2 separate regions of the Mus musculus genome follow, and region 1 is linked to region 2. The links are chromatin loops, found by intact Hi-C in ENCODE. Cell type or tissue: heart. All regions are shown on one strand. Each heading gives the region's core, and the rest is flanking DNA. Links, peaks and the distances in the headings are about the cores only.

The links. Hi-C counts contacts between places; a loop is a spot of excess contacts. Peaks named below come from ENCODE experiments on the same cell type or tissue, not always from the same donor. Only the 100,000 strongest peaks of a DNase experiment are listed, where the experiment ranks them.
Region 1: it touches region 2 in a loop (2.1-fold over the local background); 10 of 42 quality-filtered maps call a loop at or near these places.

Annotation. Positions count from the first base shown.
Region 1 is chr9:21,145,154-21,154,227 of GRCm38, forward strand. Cdc37 (cell division cycle 37) reads right to left here and starts at 4,781. Exons shown (of 8, transcript NM_001378796.1): 1 at 4,603-4,781. The coding sequence starts at 4,704. Gm35977 (a long non-coding RNA gene) reads left to right here and starts at 4,815. Exons shown (of 4, transcript XR_870568.3): 1 at 4,815-4,993; 2 at 7,580-7,713; 3 at 8,324-8,518. In heart, for the core only: CTCF peaks have their summits at 853, 4,657, 4,876 and 7,798; DNase peaks (open chromatin) are centred at 478, 1,798, 4,818 and 7,698; H3K4me3 peaks cover 4,417 bases; H3K27ac peaks cover 3,016 bases.
Region 2 is chr9:21,086,142-21,095,215 of GRCm38, forward strand. It overlaps Raver1 (ribonucleoprotein, PTB-binding 1), which reads right to left and starts at 5,858. Exons shown (of 13, transcript NM_027911.4): 1 at 5,618-5,858; 2 at 4,109-4,175; 3 at 104-573. The coding sequence starts at 5,836. It overlaps Gm38431 (predicted gene, 38431), which reads right to left and starts at 5,867. Exons shown (of 17, transcript NR_038081.2): 1 at 5,618-5,867; 2 at 4,109-4,175; 3 at 104-573. In heart, for the core only: no CTCF peak of the experiment used is centred there; DNase peaks (open chromatin) are centred at 4,600, 5,920 and 7,535; H3K4me3 peaks cover 2,940 bases; H3K27ac peaks cover 1,958 bases.

The DNA.
Region 1 (9,074 bases), core at 225-8,224, 58 kb after region 2:
TGCACACATGCACTCTGTCACACAAACACACTTGATGAAAAGCCCAAGCATTACAGTAAGGAGCACAGGAGGGTAGAGGCTGCACAGGGGATGGCTACAGAGGAACTGCTTTTAGTGACAGGGCTCCCAAACATGAGACCTGCCTTTACATTCCCAGCACTCAAATAGACTGCCACCTGTAACCCCAGTACTGTAGGGAGCAGAGACAGAAGGATGATTGGGACCTGCTGACCTCCAGCCTAGCTCCAGGATCAGTGAGAGACCCTGTTCAAGAGAATGAACAGAGCTGGGAAGCAGGACACCTGTCTCCCGTGTCCTCTATATGAACCCACTTATGTGCACACATGGTAAGTCCTGACACAGCAGCCCTGGCCTGCTCTCCTAAGTCACTGACCAGAGCCCAGAGCAGCAGGAAGTTGCCAGGCTGCTGGCTTCTGACCGCCACCATTCTCCCTAGTGTCCTCTGAGTAGCTGCCAGGGAGGCTGAAGCTAAAAACAGGGACTGTGGTGTTGGTGACAGCAGCCACCTGGCTGGCCAGGCTTATACAAGTAACAGGATGGCATGGGTGTCCCTTACAGAAGGGACACAAAGGTTCTCAGAATTCTGGCACCATAGAGCACATTGGAAGGAGCCAGACGAAACCGCACATACCACATGTCTGGCCACAGAGCCTAGGAGGGTGGGCTGGGAACTCACTCCCCCTTTCCCAAACCTCCACATCTTTTTTTTTTTTGGTAGGGACCTACCAGGGACTAAACCCAGTGTCAGGGATCAGGGACTGAACCCAGTGTCGCGCACTTGCTCCCCAAGCGGCCTGCTACTGAGCTGCACATACTGCACACCGCCCTTTTGTATTTCCTAGTTTGACCTGGTGTTGCCTTATGTTGTTGAGGCTGGCCTTGAATGCTGGTCTCCTGCCTCAGCATCCCCAGGAGCTGGGAACACAAGCCTGCAACAGCAGGTCAAGCCAGATTTTTAAAAATTAATTAATTAATTATTTTATTAAAAAACAACAACAACAACAACATTTCTCTGCCCTAGCTGTCCTGAAATTCCCTCTCTAGGCCAGGCTGGCCTTGAACTCACAGAGATCCACCACAGCTTCCCAGTGCTGGGATCAAGGGTCCCTACTGCTTGGCTAATTTCAAATTTTAATTTATTGTGTGCATGGTGGCAGGAACAGATGTGTGCCATAGTGTGGATGCGGAGGTCAGAGGACACCCTGCAGTTGTCCCTTCTCTCTTGGAATCAAACTCAGGTGACCGGTGCCTTCCCCCACTGAGCTACCTTGCAGAGCCCCTGCTGTTTATTTTTACACAGGTGCTCACCTTTGCTATGTGGCAAAGGATAGCTTCTGCCTCTCTCTCGCTCAAGTGCTGAGATGACAGCCATGCACTGTCACATCTGGCTTCAAATGTGTTCTGAAATCACAAGCACCTAAGCAGTGATGGCAGGAACTATCCCAAGAGAAGCCGTTGTTAAACACTGGGGTTCTAAGTCTTACAGACTGCACAGAGCACCCGGGTCCTACTCCCATCTCAGGAAAGTTAGAGCAGCCAGAGAGCCCTCCAAGTCAGAGCGCACCAGGGCCACAGACCTGAAATGTGCGCTGTCAAGCGTCTGCTCAGCGCTTAGGAATCCAGCCCCTCACAGATGGACATAGAACACGGTAAAGTCAGCGTGTACACCAGAGCCTGCCTGTCCTCCCACATGTGCTAGGGCAGCAGGCCCCACTTCCCTCCTCAGTATTACAGCCATGGCAGCAAGACAGGAAACAAAGCCTGTAGCAGCAGACCAGAGGCCCCTCCCACCCGGCAGCAGACCAGAGGCCCCTCCCACCCGGCAGACCAGAGGCCCTCCCACCCGGCAGGAAGACAAACCTTCAGAGAACAGAAATAGGTGTTCCCAGGAATGGTTCTGCAGCTGTGTGTGGCTCTTCAGTGCTTCCTAATACAATGCTATGCGAGGCACTGGGCTTCTCTGCTGCCACACACTGCTGCCTGGCAGGTGGTCTTCCCAGGAAACTGGAAGGAATAGGTGTGTGGGTGGGACTGGGAGCCGAATGCTGGATTTGGGGAGGATGGGGAAGGACTTTCTAGGAGTAATGAGAAGTTTTCCCCAAGAAGGTGAGATGCAAAATTCCTAAATGGAAAGTACCTGCCCTCAGCTTGAGAGTATAACAAGCACAGGGGCCAATGAGAGGACTCAGTGGGAAAAGGCCTGCTACCAAGCCTGATGACTTGAGTTTGATCCCAAGAACCCACATGTAAGGAGAAAGTGGACTCTATCAAGTTATCCTTTGACTGCCACAAGGATACCTCGGCACACATACATAAGAATTAACACACACAAAAAAATTAAGATGTAACTTAAACAAAGAGTATAAGACACACAGGTATATGGGTATAGAAGTTTTAATTTGGGGAGCAGGTTAGGCCATTGTCTCTTTACTGCTGCGACAGAGTTGGAACCCAGTACCTCTTGCACGCTAGAGAAGTACTCTACCACTGAACCACACATCCAGGCCACCCTCACATCTTGGTAGTATGCTACAGGCCTGCAGGTAATGATGGCACAAGGGAGGGGCAAGAGCATGGCTTGCTCACACTTGGGGTTCTAAGGTCTCAATCTGGGGCGTCTGTTTTGGAGAGATGTAAAACTGCAGAGGACTGTATTTTATTTGCTTGGTGGTTGACAGGATCCCCTGTAGCCTGTGCCAGCCTCACACTTACCGTGGCTGACGACTTTGAACTTCTGACCCTCCTGCTTCCCTCTCCCCAGTGCTCAGACTACAGGCCTGCCCCACCATGGCTAGTTTTTAAGCAGTGCTAGAGATGGAGCCCAAGGCAATGCCATACAACTGAACTCCAGCCCATTTGGTTTTTGATATTGTCTCATGTAGTCCAGGCTAGCCTAGAATTTGCCCTATATCGAGGACTGACTCTGAATCCCAGATCCTCCTTCCTCGTCCTCCTCCTAAGACCTGAGTTTACAGGTGTGCTACCATGCTCAGAAAGTAAGGTTATGTGGGAACATTATCTGGGAGGTCCAGAGTTAACTAGGATGCTCTGAACCCTGGAGAGAGACAGATGAAGCTGGAGGGAACGGGCAGGTAGGACAGGACAGGCTTGGTTTTCTGGGTTGGTGAGCTGTCTTTTCTTTCTCTTCCTCCCCTCCCCCCTCTCTTTATCCTACCCGACTCCCGGCCCCATCCCTCCAGACAGGGTTTCTCTGTGTAGCCCTAGCTAGCTGTAGAACTCTCTGTAGACCAGGTTGGCCTTGAACTCACAGGCCTGCCTGCCTCTGCCCCCTGAGAGCTAGGATTAAAAATGTGTGTCATCATCATCTGGCTCCTGGTTTGGTGAATTTTCAAAGATGGCTACAGTTCATATAGGAGCCAAGGTGGGAAGGAGAGGGTCTACTTACTATACTAGAAGGAGCAGAGGTTCTAACAGGAAGTTAGGTGGGTGGGGTTTCCTGGAGTAACAGGAAATAAGAGTCTACAGGAGGTGAGAATAAGGAGAGCCACTGGAACTGAATGATGGGCAAGAGTGGAGATGGAGGTCAAATACAGAGGATAAGGGGGCTCTACAGGTATGTCCCATGTGGGACTCAAGTCTATAACCCAGGGAAAGGGATCCTGGACTGGGGAATCCCAGCTGCAAGCTAAGATTGACAGTTAAATTAAGGGCTCATTTAGTTTGGAAGTTGGGGGGGGAGGGGGTCGTCTCTGGGCCTTTAATAGAAATTCATGCCTAAGATCCTGGGAAATAGATGCCATAGTCAGAAGTTTTGTGGCTCCAGACTCTAAGTAGTGAGGAGAGGCAGAAGGGAGACGTGCAATATGAAGTGGGTGCGTGGCTGGGCTATGAGATCACCTAACAGAACCTGGGGTCCAGACTCTGAGGAAGAACAGAAGGTTCTGCACAGGATAGTGGGGACCCTACACACAAGGGTCAGCTTGGGGATGGGGAGAGGCAAGACTCTGACTAAAGTATTACCAACTGATAAAATGGCTCAGAGTGTAAAGGTGCTTGTGGCAACGTGGGGCGACTGGAGTTCCACAGCCAGTTCCAACATGGTGAAAAGAGAGGCCCAACTTCTACAAGTTATCCTGTGATCACCATAGGCATGCTGTGCCACGTGCACACGGGAACACACACAATAAATAAACTTACAAACAGAAGAGAACCATAGCACAGAGAGAACGCCTGGAGATACAGGTCAAGAATTACGGTGAAGAAGCCAGGAGTCCTGGGATGGAATTAAAAAGTCCGGCCCTGCATGAAGGCACATGTCTCTAATCCCAGTACTGGGAAGGCAGAGGCAGGAGGATCACTGTGAGTTAGAAACCAGCCTGTTCTACACAGCAAGTTCTAGGCCAGGGAAGGTTACACAGTGAAATTTTGTTTCAAAAAAAAAAAAAAAGAAAAAGAAAAGAAAAGAAAGAGAAAAGTCTAGATTGTGGAGCAGGCGGCTCCAGATGTCAATAACTAAGGTCTCCCCCGCCCCCACGCCAGGTGGCCTGGGGAAGAGGTCAGAACTCTAGAGCGGGGGGTCCCGGGAGTGGGGGGGAAGGGGATGAGCGCGCACAGCCCCACCTGGTGCCGCCAGCGGAAGAGGCTGGCAGTGTCTATGTTGGGGTGCGTCTCGTCCTCATCGTCCGACACCTCGATGTGATCCCAAACGCTGTAGTCCACCATCTTCGCTTCGGAGGCCCGGACTGGCTCCCGGGGCTCCACACGGCCGGGCGCTGAACAGGGACCCACAAGGGCTAGAGAGTCCGCTCGGCGAGCCCCGCCCCTTCCGCTTCCGCCCAGGGCGCCGCGCAGGACGGCCCCGCCCCAGCGTCGGCGCGGGACGTTACGTCCTTAGCAACGGGAGTCGGCGGCATTGGCAACCGGAGGTCTTCTTTAAAGGGCCAGGAGTATGTGGTGAGGCCTTCTGGAAGTTCCCGCCGAAACCAGACTGACCATCCTTTAGAAACAAAAGGTTAGTCGCGTTGGGCGTGGTGGCCCACGGTAATCCAAGTACGCTAGAGGCAAAAGCAGGTGGCTCTCCAGGAGTTCTAGTCCAGCCAGGGCTACATATTGACACTGTCAAAAAGTCAAAATTGGCTGGGCGGTAGTGGCGCTATGCCAGTACTCCGGAGGCAGAGGCCGGCGGATCGAGGCCAGCCTAGCCTACAGAGTAATTTTAGGGACGGTCAGGGTTGTTATACAAACAACACTCTAAAAAAAAAAAGTCAACATTGCATACACTAGCAAGATTTTATCGAAAGGACCCAGATGTAGCTGTCTCTTGTGAGACTATGCCGGGGCCTAGCAAACACAGAAGTGGATGCTCACAGCCAGCTAATGGATGGATCACAGGGCTCCCAATAGAGGAGCTAGAGAAAGTACCCAAGGAGCTAAAGGGATCTGCAACCCTATAGGTGGAACAACATTATGAACTAACCAGTACCCCGGAGCTCTTGATTCTAGCTGCATATGTATCAAAAGATGGCCTAGTCGGCCATCACTGGAAAGAGAGGCCCATTGGACACGCAAACTTTATATGCCCCAGTACAGGGGAACGCCAGGGCCAAAAAGGGGGAGTGGGTGGGTAGGGGAGTGGGGGTGGGTGGGTATGGGGGACTTTTGGTATAGCATTGGAAATGTAAATGAGCTAAATACCTAATAAAAAATGGAAAAAAAAAAGTCAAAATTGAGGCTGGAAAGTTGGCTCAATAGTTTGGAGACTGGCTGGTCTTCCAGAGCACCCGGATTCTGTTCCCAACACCTACATGGCCACTCACACCCATCTGTAAGTCCAACCCAGGATATATATATTATGTCCCCATTTGGCCTTTGACTACACCAGGCATGCATGTGGTGGACAGATATACTTGCAGACAAAACATTAATATACAATTTGTTTTTTTTAATCATGTTTGCCCTTAATTCCCACCCCACCCCCACCCCCACCAGAGTCTCACTGTATATAAGACAGCTCTGGCTGTCTTGGAATTCACTATGTAGACCAGGCTGACTTCAAACTAACAGATCTTTCTACCTCTTCTCCCCAGTGCTGGGGCTAAAGGTGTGCCCCACTACACCAGATCTGCCCTTAAATTTTAAAAAATATTTATTTGTTTGTTTGTTTGTTTGTTTGTTTTGAGACAGAATTACTCTGTGTAGCCTTGGCTGTCCTGGAACTCACTCTATAGACCAGAATAGCCTAGAACTCAGAGCTCTGACTGCCTCTGCCTCTGAAGATTAAATGCTGGGACTAAAGGCATATAGCAGGACCACCTGGCTAAATAAATAAGTAAATAAATAAAATTTTAAATTACATCTTAGGGGCTGAAGCGACCACTCAGTAGTTAAGAGCACTGGCTGCTCTTTCAAAGGACCCAGGTTCAATTCCCAGCACCCATATAGCAACTCACATTTGTCTGTAACTGCAGCTCCAGAAGGGTTGATACTCACACCGACATATATGCAGACACAATACACATAAAATAAATAAGTCAGGGTTTTTTTTCTGTTCTCCCCAACACCCTACCCCCAGAGAGGGATTCTTAGTGTAACCAGCTGTCCTGGACTTGCTTTGTAGACCAGGCTGGCCTCAAACTCAGAGATCCGCCTGCTTCTGCCTCTCAAGTGCTAGTATTAAAGGTGTGCACCACCATGTTCAGCTAAATAAGGAGGTTTTTAAAATGACATTTTATTAATTTTGTATGTGTTTGTACACATGTGAACATCAAAACAACTTTCTGGAGTCAGTTTTGTTCCACCATGTGAATCCCACTGATCAAATTCAGTTCATCAGGCTTGGTGGCACTAAACCGTCTCCCCAGCTCAGGCCTTTAAAGGAAAAGTCTGGCCGGGCAGTGGTGGCGCACGCCTTTAACCCCTGCACTTGCGAGGCGGAGGCAGGCGGATTTCTGAGTTCAAGGCCGGCCTGGTCTACAGAGTGAGTTCCAGGACAGCAAGGGCTATACAGAGAAACCCTGTCCCGTGGGAAAAAAAGAAAACAAAACAAAAAACAACAAAAAAAAAAAAGAAAACAAAAAAAGAAAAAGTCTGAGCGTGCGTTCGGTGTGTGTGTGTGTGTGTGTGTGTGTGTGTGTGTGTGTTTGTGTTAGGCACGCACACCAGGCAGGGTGCACAATGTGAAGGTCTTAAGATAATTTACTAGAGTTAGTTCTCTTCTTTACCTTGTGGGCCCTGTGAATCAAATTTTAGTCGTCCAGCTTTGGTAGCCAGCATCTTTACCCACTGAGCCATCTCATCAGCTCCAGTACTTAAGAAATTACATTCATTCATTGGTGGTGGTGGCACACTCGGGAGGTGGAGGCAGCCAGCTTGTCTACCTCGTGGGTACCAGGATAGCCAGAGAAAGAAAGAAATATTAGATTGATTTATTTATGGGGAAGATGGTGAGTTCTAGAATGCACATGTTGAAGTCAGAAAACAACTTCCGGGAGTCAGTTGTCTTCTTCCCCAATGGCGATCCCAGGTATTAAACTCATGTCTTTAGTCTTGGTGTTGCTGCAAGCGGAGCGCCCTCTGACTTAACCCTGCTCTGGGACAGAAAGCAATATTTCAGTCAGGGTTGGTACATGCCGGATGCTACAGACTTCGCCTTGTGTGGGGATCAGAAGCAGATGGTGATTAACACAGTCTTCATACTCCACCACCACCACCACGCGCGCCACTCCCACTCGTGTAAGCAGTTCCTGCAGCCCTCCAGAATCCCTCACCTAAAAATGTCTCCTTTCTCCGCCTCTGGGTGTCGCTAAGGTTTAAGCAGCGACAGTGTTGACAGCCCTACCCCTAGGGGGACCCCCGAAGGCACTGGACAGGTCTTTTCTGGTCTTCACTTTATGGAGTTGTCCACAGCCTCTTCCAGCTCCCCTTAACCTCTGTATTTCGGCTGGGGCTTGAAGGAGTCCATTTTATCTTAGTTTGAGGTACTCAGGGTCGCACATCCTTTTCAATGCTTTGAACAGGATTTAGAAACTCACGATGCATCCTGGAACCAGGAATATCCCAGATTAAGGGATGTATTTTGCGATGGTGTCAGGTGGAAGGAGAGGAGTGCTAGCCTTTTGGCTTGGGAAGGGTCCCTCCCCAACTTTTCCGGAGCTGTTGGAGAGGGGGCTTTCTGAAACGAATAAAGATCTGCAGATTTGGGGGTGTTTCCTGTCCATGGAACCGCAGGGTTGGTGGGCATAAAAACCCTTACCCGCTGTGGCCCCTCCCCCTCGCGCTCAAACTCCTGAGTGGGTGGGAAGAGCTGGCGAGTCCCCTTTCTCTTCCCCACCTCTTCCTCCAGCTTGGCAATTCACCACAGCAGCAGGAGCAGTCTATCCCAGCCTGGGCACGCGCATGACCGACATACATCTGGAGGGTCTCCCATATACCCACACCTAGCAGCAAACAAAGGGTCTGGACACCCGTCCCCTCCCACTGTCCTGACCCCAGGCCAGAGAGGGCGGGGCTCTTCTCTCCAGCCCCTTTTCCTAGCAAGGTAAGTTGTGGATTGTCAGCTGTATAGGGAAGTGGGTGGGGGCGCTGACTCCCGGAAGGTAGGACATCTAGATCATGGATTTCCTCTAACTCTCCAAGAAAGCAATAATCCACTCCACTCTTGGCTGGTACGTTCCTGTAGGGTCTCCACATCACCTCGTTCTGTGCTCTGTGTGGGTGTGTTTCCAACTAGGTTCCTGACACTGGACCTGCCTAATAGCTGGGAACGGGGACCTCCGGTGACATCACCAAGCATTACCAGCTGTGTCCAGCCCCTGGGGACTGGGAAAGACACTCAAACCCGAGTTACTTAGAGATGTTTCCCTTTCTTGAATCCCTGGTGGCCCACCTTCCCCCCAGAGCAGAAAGCTTGTGTCTCATTTCTTTGGAATGCTGGTAGGGGAAATAGGAACTGTTTGGGGGCTGGGCTAAGGCTGGAGGCGGGAATCCTCACTGCAAACATCACTTAGCTGCAGTGAGATTTCAGAGATCCCAGCCATTTGTTGTGTGCTCCTGCGCTTCTATTTCTTCAGCTATTTAGAGGCTGAGAGTAAGGC
Region 2 (9,074 bases), core at 952-8,951:
TGAACCATTCCCACACCTACGCCCTTAACCACCATATCCCAGAGCCTCTCCCAAGAGCCCCATTCAAAGCTATGACAGCTGCTTCAAATGACCCAAGACCTACCTGACAGAAGGTGGGGGTATAGACCACTGACAGAGCCCGGCGCAGGGCATCCACATCACTGAAGCCAGGTGGCAGGTGGTCCACACAGAGGCATCGAGAGTGCAACAATGCAGGGGTCAGCTGCCCAGCATCTGTCCAGTGCACATACAGTGTGCGTGGGCCCAGTGGCTTGCCCAGCAAGTCAGACTTGGCCCTGGCTGCTGAGTCTTTCTTCATGTACTCTGCAAAGCCATATCCTTTAGAGTGGCCAGTGCGCTCACTGTACACTAGGAAGCAGCGCTCCAGGCTGCCAAAGGGCCGCACCAGCTCTTCAAATTGTGCCTGTGTCAGACTAGGTGGTAGGTTGGCCACGCACAGCAGAGCATCGGTAGGCTGCAACTGAACTGACAGCTCCCGCTCTCGAAGGCGGCTCTGGTGGAAGGTGTTGATGGCAGCTTCAGCCTGCTCCCCATTCAGCAGAGTCACAAAAGCTGTAGGGTAGGAGAGAAGCTAGGGTCAGAGTGACCTGTCTTTCTACCCTGGGCCCTCTAAACCAGGTGTGAATAGAACATCTACTACTGGAAAGCAGAATCCAGTCAGCTGGAGCCTTGGATTTCCACCAGTCCCTCCATAACACATATGTGCCTGGTACCTGTGCAGACCAGAAGATGGTTTTAGAGTCCCTGGAACTGGAGTTATAGGTGGTTGTAAACCATGATGTGGGTGCTGGGCATCGAACCTGGGTTCTCTGGAAGATCAGCCGGTGCTCTCGGTCACTGAACCAACTTGAGCTCCAACCCCAAACTCTTTTATTTTTAAAAAGATTTACTTGTGTATTTCATGTATATGGGTACTTTATCTGCATGTATATCTGCATACCAGAAGACAGCCACAGACAGGCATGAGCTGCCATGTGGGTGCCTGGGAACTGAACTCAGAACTGTTGGATAGGAGTGAGTGCTCATAACCATTTCTGCAGCCCCTAAGCCCCAAACTCTTAATGGTTCTGGCTTCTTAAAGGTCAAATGGGAGTCGGTTAGCCCTCACACCCACCATCTTTGGTGGAGAATCAACAGAACCAGATCAGTACCCAAGAGCCAGGCTGTGGCTGTGATCCCAACATCTGCAACATGGGCCAGGAGAACAGAGTTCAAAGTCAGCCTGGGCTATAAAAACCCAAGGGCTGGGATGAGAACAGCTCAGTTGGTAGAGTGTTTGCCTAGCATGCATGAGGCCTTGGGTTCTATCTTGTGGAATGGCAGCACACACCTGTCACTTCAGCACAAGACTAAACCAGGGTTATCAGAAAATCAAGGTCATCTTTGGGTACATTGTGACTTACACTGTCTCAAAAAACACAAATGAGACCTGAGGCTGGAGTTAAAAGTGTTCATCTTTAGCACCACAAAATTAAAAAACAAAACAAAGATAAGGACTAAGGATGTACTTAGGCAGTAGAGCACTTTCCTAGCATTCAAGAAGTCCTAAATGAAATCTCTAGTAAACCACACACGCACATGTGCGCTCACACACACTCACACTCACTCACTCACACACTCACACACACACACACACACACAAGAATACAACAAATACTCACTCAGTAGTTGGTCTCCAGAGCCGTGTTCTGCCCCTCTGGTCTCCTCACTCACAATCCTTTTCACAGCCACAGGAGCCTTGTTCAGAGACCCTCCTGAGGCAGCCCAGCTCGGGTGCTCCCAGCTCCCCTAACAACACTCAGTACTGCTTTCTGGTGCCTGCCGGGCTCCTCCTGCCTGAGCTCTGCCCACTTACTTACCTGACTGCCCTACCAAACCTAAGCTAGTTCCTCTCTTAGATCCTGGCTCTGTACCCCTGTGCCCCTACTGCTTTTGATCCCATAACCTCATTTTGCCTTCTTCCTGCCTTTCTGAAGGCCTCATGTACCTCAGCCTGTCCTCAAGTGTATTATGTAGCCAAGAGTAGTCTGATCTGATGCTCTGCCTCCAACGTTAGAGCACAACTTTCAAAACAGCTTTACCCACTGGGCCATCTCACTTGCTCCCAGGATGGTATTTGCTTACTTGCTTTCTGCTTCCTTTTTGTTTGTTTGTTTGTTTCCTGGCTGACCTGAGCTAGATTTATAGGCCAGACTGGCCTCAAATTCAGAGATCAAGCTATCTCTGCAGTCCAAGTGCGAGGATTAAAGCTGTGTGCCACACCCTACCATGTTATTTTCTAAAAGGGACTTAAATATCCTTGGCTTTTGGTATGCTCCAAGCCCTGTGGTGGGATGACTGCACCAGGTCTGCTTTGTTGATACCTAGACTCTTTTTCTTGCATGTGTATGAGTATGGTAAACAGGCATACATGCATGTTTACAGTGAGTGTACGCACAGGTATAGGTAGAAGTTGTCTCTTATTTAATGCTTGCTAATTTGGCTAATCTACCTACCCAGCTTGTTCAGGAGACTGGCTCCACCTCCCACACACTTCTATTACAAGTGGGTCATCATGCCAGCCCACCCAGCATTCCTGTAGCTGCTGGGGTTCCAACTGCAGTCCTCATGCTTATCTGACAAATGCTGAGCCATCTCCCCAGCCTTCAGCAGCTGTGCTCTAAGTAGTCTGTGTCAGGCACACTCAGTCTGCATCCACTGCTGTTACTCCTATACAATCCCATAGAGTAAACACAGACCAAGATTCCAACCTGTGACCACGCCTCCAATGGCCAGGATCTTAACCACTGCCTGGCCTGTCAGGTAGGTGTTAGAAGGGGCACATTCCTCTCCACATTAAGTTGTCAGAAGGTGCTCCATGGTCTAAACACCTGGCACAATGCAGGAAAGCATAGACATTCACTGATGGCCTTCACAGGGGAAGTCAACGCTGCCAAGTCTTACCCCAAGGGCATAGGGCTGAGCACTCCATACAGCCTATGGCAGAGTAGGGTGCCCAGTGGGCCTGGGTTAGGAAGAGACAAGTAAGAGCACTGGGGAGCTGAGCACACTGACACACGGATCACAAGCCTTGCACTTTGCAAGCGGAGGCAGGGGGGTGTCTTGATGTTTAAGGCCAACCCACTTATACAATAAATTTAACTCTAATCTGGGTTATATGAGACTCTGCTTTAAGTAAAACCTAAAGTCCAAAACCAAAAATGGGGCTGGAGAGATAGCTCAGCACTTAAAGAGTACTTGCTGCTTTTGCAAGGATGGGGTTTGGTTCCCAGCACCAACACGGCAGCTTATAACCCTCTTTAACTCTGGTTCCATGAAATCTGGTGCCCTCTGCCAGCCTCAGTGGGCACCAAACACGCAAATGGTGCTCAGGCAAAACACCCATACACATCAAATAAAGAAAACTACAACATAAGAAAAGGCAAAGGAGTGGTACAAGCTAAAGGAATGCTACAAGCTTTAGGATACTGGGCACACCATGAACCCCAGAACAATCTGGGCTACAGCCTAAATCCATGCCTCAAAGAAAGGAAAGAAGAAGGCTGGAAAATGGAGTCTGCTGCCATACCTAAGCCCGAGTTCCAGCCCCAGACTCTCATGAGTATATGCATGCTCTCCTATGCACCCGTCATCACAGCCCTCCTCATAGTCTAAGATAGAACTGCCCAGAATATACAGCAAGACAGAACCACGAGAGATCCTGCCTCAGCAAGGGGAAACTGACTTTAGAACATTGTCCTCTAACTTCCACACTAGCTGCCTATGCTAACACACACACACACACACACACACACACACACACACACACACAATAGATAAAGGAACTGACAAGGGTGGGTGGTGCCTGCCTTTAATCACAGTACTCAAGAAGCAAAAGCAGGTAAGTGGATCTCTAGGAGTTCAAGGCCAACCTCAGCTTCATGTGAGTCCCCGCCTCAAAAAAATTAAGACACGGACAGACAGAACAAGGATCTGCTTCCTCTGACACAACACAGGACCCACAATTCAGAACAGATGCTGAGCCAGGTCCTGTTACCACTGGGGACTGTCATGTCATAATTGCCCTGTCCATCCATGACCCACAAACCTGTCCCTTTGTATTTGTCCACGAAACAGTACTTGAGTTCGTAGTCGCTCAGGAGGTCATGTACTTCCTGCAGAGACACAAGCAGAAGCCGGGGAGTCACTGGGCAAGGCCGCCTACAGGTGGACCCTCCATTCAAGCAGATAAATGAATAGCTGTTTGTCCATACAGCTATCTTCTACAATCTATCTTGTGCAGGGCAAGACTGCAGATTACATGCTAGGAACACCAACAACTCAAACTGCACACCTTCAAGGAGGCTGCCCAACTTGTCTGATTCCCCTGTGCAAGGTTGAAACCGGTCCACAGCTAATTATGAAGCCATTTTCTCCAAGAGGAAAACAGCTGAGGCTGTAAGAAGTGAAACACACAAACTATCATGACAACAGGGGGCATGCTACCCAGGGGTACCTGGCCAGGGCTGTCATGACAACAGGGGGCATGCTACCTGACCAGGGACCCCACTCACTTATCTGACCCTACACTGTGTGGGTGCAGGGGCCACCCAAACTCCCTCATGTTGACAGGGCTGCTGTTTTGAATGCTGGCTTCCAGGGCAAGTTGCCTGGCTTCCTTGCACCAAATGACCTGTGTATGAGCCCAAGGAGATAGGGCTGGCAGTTCCAGATATGCAGGACACCATGCACACAAGTGTCTATTCCTTGTCTGGTCCTTTATTGTGTTCCCCAACACCTCTGCAGCTTCACTAGCCATGTGCCTATAGAGCAGGGGGTACTAGGGTGAGCCAGTGAGCAGACAATTTAGCAGCAATCAGAAAGGGCCTATCCCACCACCACCGGGCAGGGCAACAGAGATACCACTTTCTTGGGTCCAAAGAGCATTGCACACCCTGCTCTACATGGGTTCCCAATAGAAGGGCAGTCCCGGCAGACAAGATTAGCCACAGGGAAGTGCCACAGAATACAACCCCCGCCCCCCACCGCGGCATGTTCATGTCGAAAGGAGACTTCATTTTCCCAAATCAATTCTAGTAGGCATTGAGGGATGCAGCTCCAACTTCCGGGTCTACCTCTAAAAGGTGTCGATTATGCTTGATAAGAAAAGCCATGCTCTTAATTCTGAAACTTCCAGATTTGAGCTCCTGTCACCCGAAGGCAGAGGAGGGAAACAACCCTCTGAATATGCATGGGTCAGTTGGAATCTATTTCAATCAATCTATTCACAGTCTCCCGTACATATTTCAGCAGGGCCACAGCTGCCTGCCCCTTCCAACTACCTGCAACCTTCAACCACTTGGCCTCTCCCAAGTCCGATGGTCGCCCCTAGCAACGTCGACCAGCACTTTAAAGTGTTTTCTTTTTTTTCTTTTTCCTAACCATGCCCTTTCCACTTCGTTCTTAATGTTTCACGACCCTGGGAGAGGATATGACACTGGGGAGAGCCCCCACTCACAGCAGCGTTGGTACCGCCCGGTTTCCACCCCCCCGCCCGCGTGCGCGCGCACGCGCACCGTGGTGTTTCCCGCCACGCTCTCACCCCCACCCCCCATACCTGGTTGGTCACGTCCCCCGGGAGGCCTCGGATCAGTATCTTGCGGCGGTTACGGAACTGGCGCTCAGTGTGTTCCAGGCGTTTCCGGATCTCTTCCGGATCGAGCGGCGGCAACTCTTGTTCGGGCGCCCGGCGATCGACGGTCTCGGGAGTTTCCGCTTCGGCCTCCGCCTCTGGGCTCAGCGGCGGCCGGTGAGTAACGGACACGTCGGCCGCCATCTTGGGAAACCCGGCGCCTTCTGGGACCAGCGAGCTCAGGGCGGAGCGACATAGAGCGGCAAGGAGGTCGCGTGTAGTGATTGGTTGGTGGAAGCCCCGCCTCTCTCCCGGCCCCTTTCAGCGTATTGGCTAGAACCAGCCCCGCGAGCGTTGCCCCCTTCCCCTGACTCTGGGCCATTGAATAAAAGGGCGGAGCTGCAACATGGAGCCGCCTTACAAGGCAGGATTGAGAATAGGCAGGCGTGAATCCCTAACACCGCCTTAAGAGTTGGTCAGGTGCACACACCTGTAATCTAAGCCCTTTAGAGGGGAAGGCAGATCTTATGATGTCATCCACAGTTACAACGGAAATCAAATTCATGAGGATCCTGTCTCAAAAGAGAAAATGAAACGACAGACAAAAATTAGGTGTACTGATGTACGCATGCAATTCCAGCACTTTAGAAATGGAAGCTGCCAGGCAGTGATGGCGCACGCCTTAAATCCCAGCACTTGGGAGGCAGAAGTAGGTGGATTTCTGAGTTCGAGGCCAGCCTGGTCTACAGAGTGAGTTCCAGGACAGCCAGGGCTACACAGAGACATCCTGTCTCGAAAAACCAAAATGGAAGCTGCAGGACTTGAAGTTCAAAGTCATTCCCTACTATACAACTCAAGTTTGAGATAAACCTGATTCAAAAAAGAAAAACAAACAACCAAATAACAACGACAAATGCTGGCATTATTTTCAGCACTCTGAAGGCCTAAGCAGCCTGGTCTACATAGTAAGTCAGGGTTTCAAAAAACAAAGAAAAAAAGGACTAACTGCTAAGCATGGCAACCCCTGAGTTTCATTTCCAGCAGACTTGGTAGGGGTAGTAGAGATAGACAGCACAGGAAGCAAAAAGTTAAACAGGAGCTGGGGAAGGAACTGGCAAAAGACACAAGGAAGAAAAGATCAGCAGTTTATAATGACAGACATGGATCTCTCTAGCACCAGAAAACTACTTTCAGGAGTCTATGGGCAAGTGCTAATGTGTGTGTGTGTTTGTCTTTCATGACAGGGTTTCTCTGTGGCTGTCCTGGAATAACTTACTCTGTAGACTAGGCTGGCCTTGAACTCACAGAGATCCACCTGCCTCTGCCTCCAGAGAGCTGGGATTAAAGGTGTGCACTATCATGCTGAAAGTTTTATTTTAAAGATTTATTTTTATATTTTTTAATGTGAGTACATTTAATGTGTGTCACTCTCTTCAGACACACCAGAAGACGGCATCGGATCTCATTACAGATGGTTGGGAGCCACCATGTGGTTGCTGGGAATTGAACTCAGGACCTCTGGAAGAGCAGTCAGTGCTCTTAACCACTGAGCCATCTCTCCAGCCCTTGAAGGTTTTATTGATCTGGAACTTGATACGGCCCAATCCTCCTCTCAGTCTGGACCTTGGTCTTCCCCTGTCTCAGGACAACTTACCCTGGGCTGTATCTTTGGACGACAGTGTGCTGAGAGACACAGAGGTACTTCTGTTTCTCAAGTGGTAGCAGCCACTCGGGTTCTGCATCCTGAGGGTGTACACTGACGCCACTGCAGTGGTCACCATCCCTAGGGGCATGAACACCCCCATAGTGATGTTGGCCATCCTGGCCTTGATCGGCACAGAGAGACCCAAGTGCATATGTGTGTCCTGGGTTCCTGCTGAACTTGCCCCTGTAGACCGTACAGGTTCCTCCGTTACCTTGAATGTCAGTCACTGTGAGCAAGGTGTTCTTGGGCCAGTTTCCTGGCAGTGATAGGTGCCGTCGTGGTTTAGGTTGACAAGTAATGAGGTACCCCATGCCTGGTGCCCTCATGCCGGAGCTTTGGAGCTCATGGCCTTGGGCCTGGCACTGCAAGGTGTGCTGTAAAACCCTCAAGGTGCACGTGGCCAGGCCCTGCCCCCCTGGCTACTCTAAACGTGGGTTCTAACCGCTGGTGTCTAAATGGCCAGGTGCTTGCCCCAGACAACCAAGCCCTGCCCCAGACAACCAAGCCCTGACCTACAACAGAGATTTAAAAAAACAAAAAACACCAAGATCAGGCCATAGAATCCCACCAATTCCCGAGATTGTCCAAAGATCAGGCCATAGAATCCCACCAAACCGCAGACATCCTGGAAAGCCTCTTTATATAAAGCCTGTCTCCTACTCAGCTCTTAGCTGCTGTCTCCTGAGCAAAGGCAGCCACTCTCTTGTAGTTTTCCCATAAATCTCTTGTATGAGGTTTGTTGTGTGGTATGACTTTGTGGTATTCCTTGACTTCTGACTGCCAAGATGCCTTTCTATCTGAGCTGTAACACTTAGAGTAGGAATCCTACCTTTGTAACACAGAGTGCTGGGGACATTTGGCATGATCAGTCTTGGAGCAATCTATAAAACCACCACATGATCAGACACTCCAGATATCCATAGAAGGATATTAAGGCCAGGGAAGAGTCAAGATTTCCCAAGCAAGGACAGAGGGAGGAGATCTTAAAAGGTCTGAATGACCAACTCAACAGGGCATGCAGGTGGACAGTGGTGCTCTTGTGAGGAGTCAGCCACCCACCTCCAGGGTGGCACTGCAAAAGACATGCCCATTGTCCCTCTTGGTGTTCTGGAGATGAAGCTGAGCCAGCTTCCAAGAGGAGGGGCAGAATAACTTTCCAGCATGACCAGTGTGCAAGTCCCATGGACCATGGACAGCTCTGTGATGTTGGTCCTGCTCAGGCTTAGAATAGGCCCTGGGAAACCTAAAGGAGAAGACATACTTCAGGAACTACTGACTCCATGACCTTCCCATGGCTCAAGCCACACCTCCATTATGGCCTGGCCCTGTCTCTACCCTCATAGGCCCCACCTGTATGGCTTCTGGAGCCCTGTGTCTTTCTTACTGTCAAGTGCTCCCAGGCCTCCATACTTCTGCATTTGAGGCACAGGTTACAGACCATCTCTCCATCTGTTTGACATTTCCCTCACTCTGTCTGGTTGTGGCAGTGGCTTTGGCCTGAGCATGTCCCCATGGCTTTAGACTATAGTGTTGAGCATCTTGTCCACAGCATCATTTGGAGCTGCTTCGGAAGCCAGGAACAGACCATCCAGAAAGCAGTCTTATAAGCCTCCATGTCCCTACCTCCAAGATAGTGGGGGGCTTGGAAGATGTGGAGGACTCACTGGCAAAACTAAGGATAACAATTCACAGAAACAGAGGAGCCCTAATCAGGGTCCTCCTAACCAGGGTCCTTCT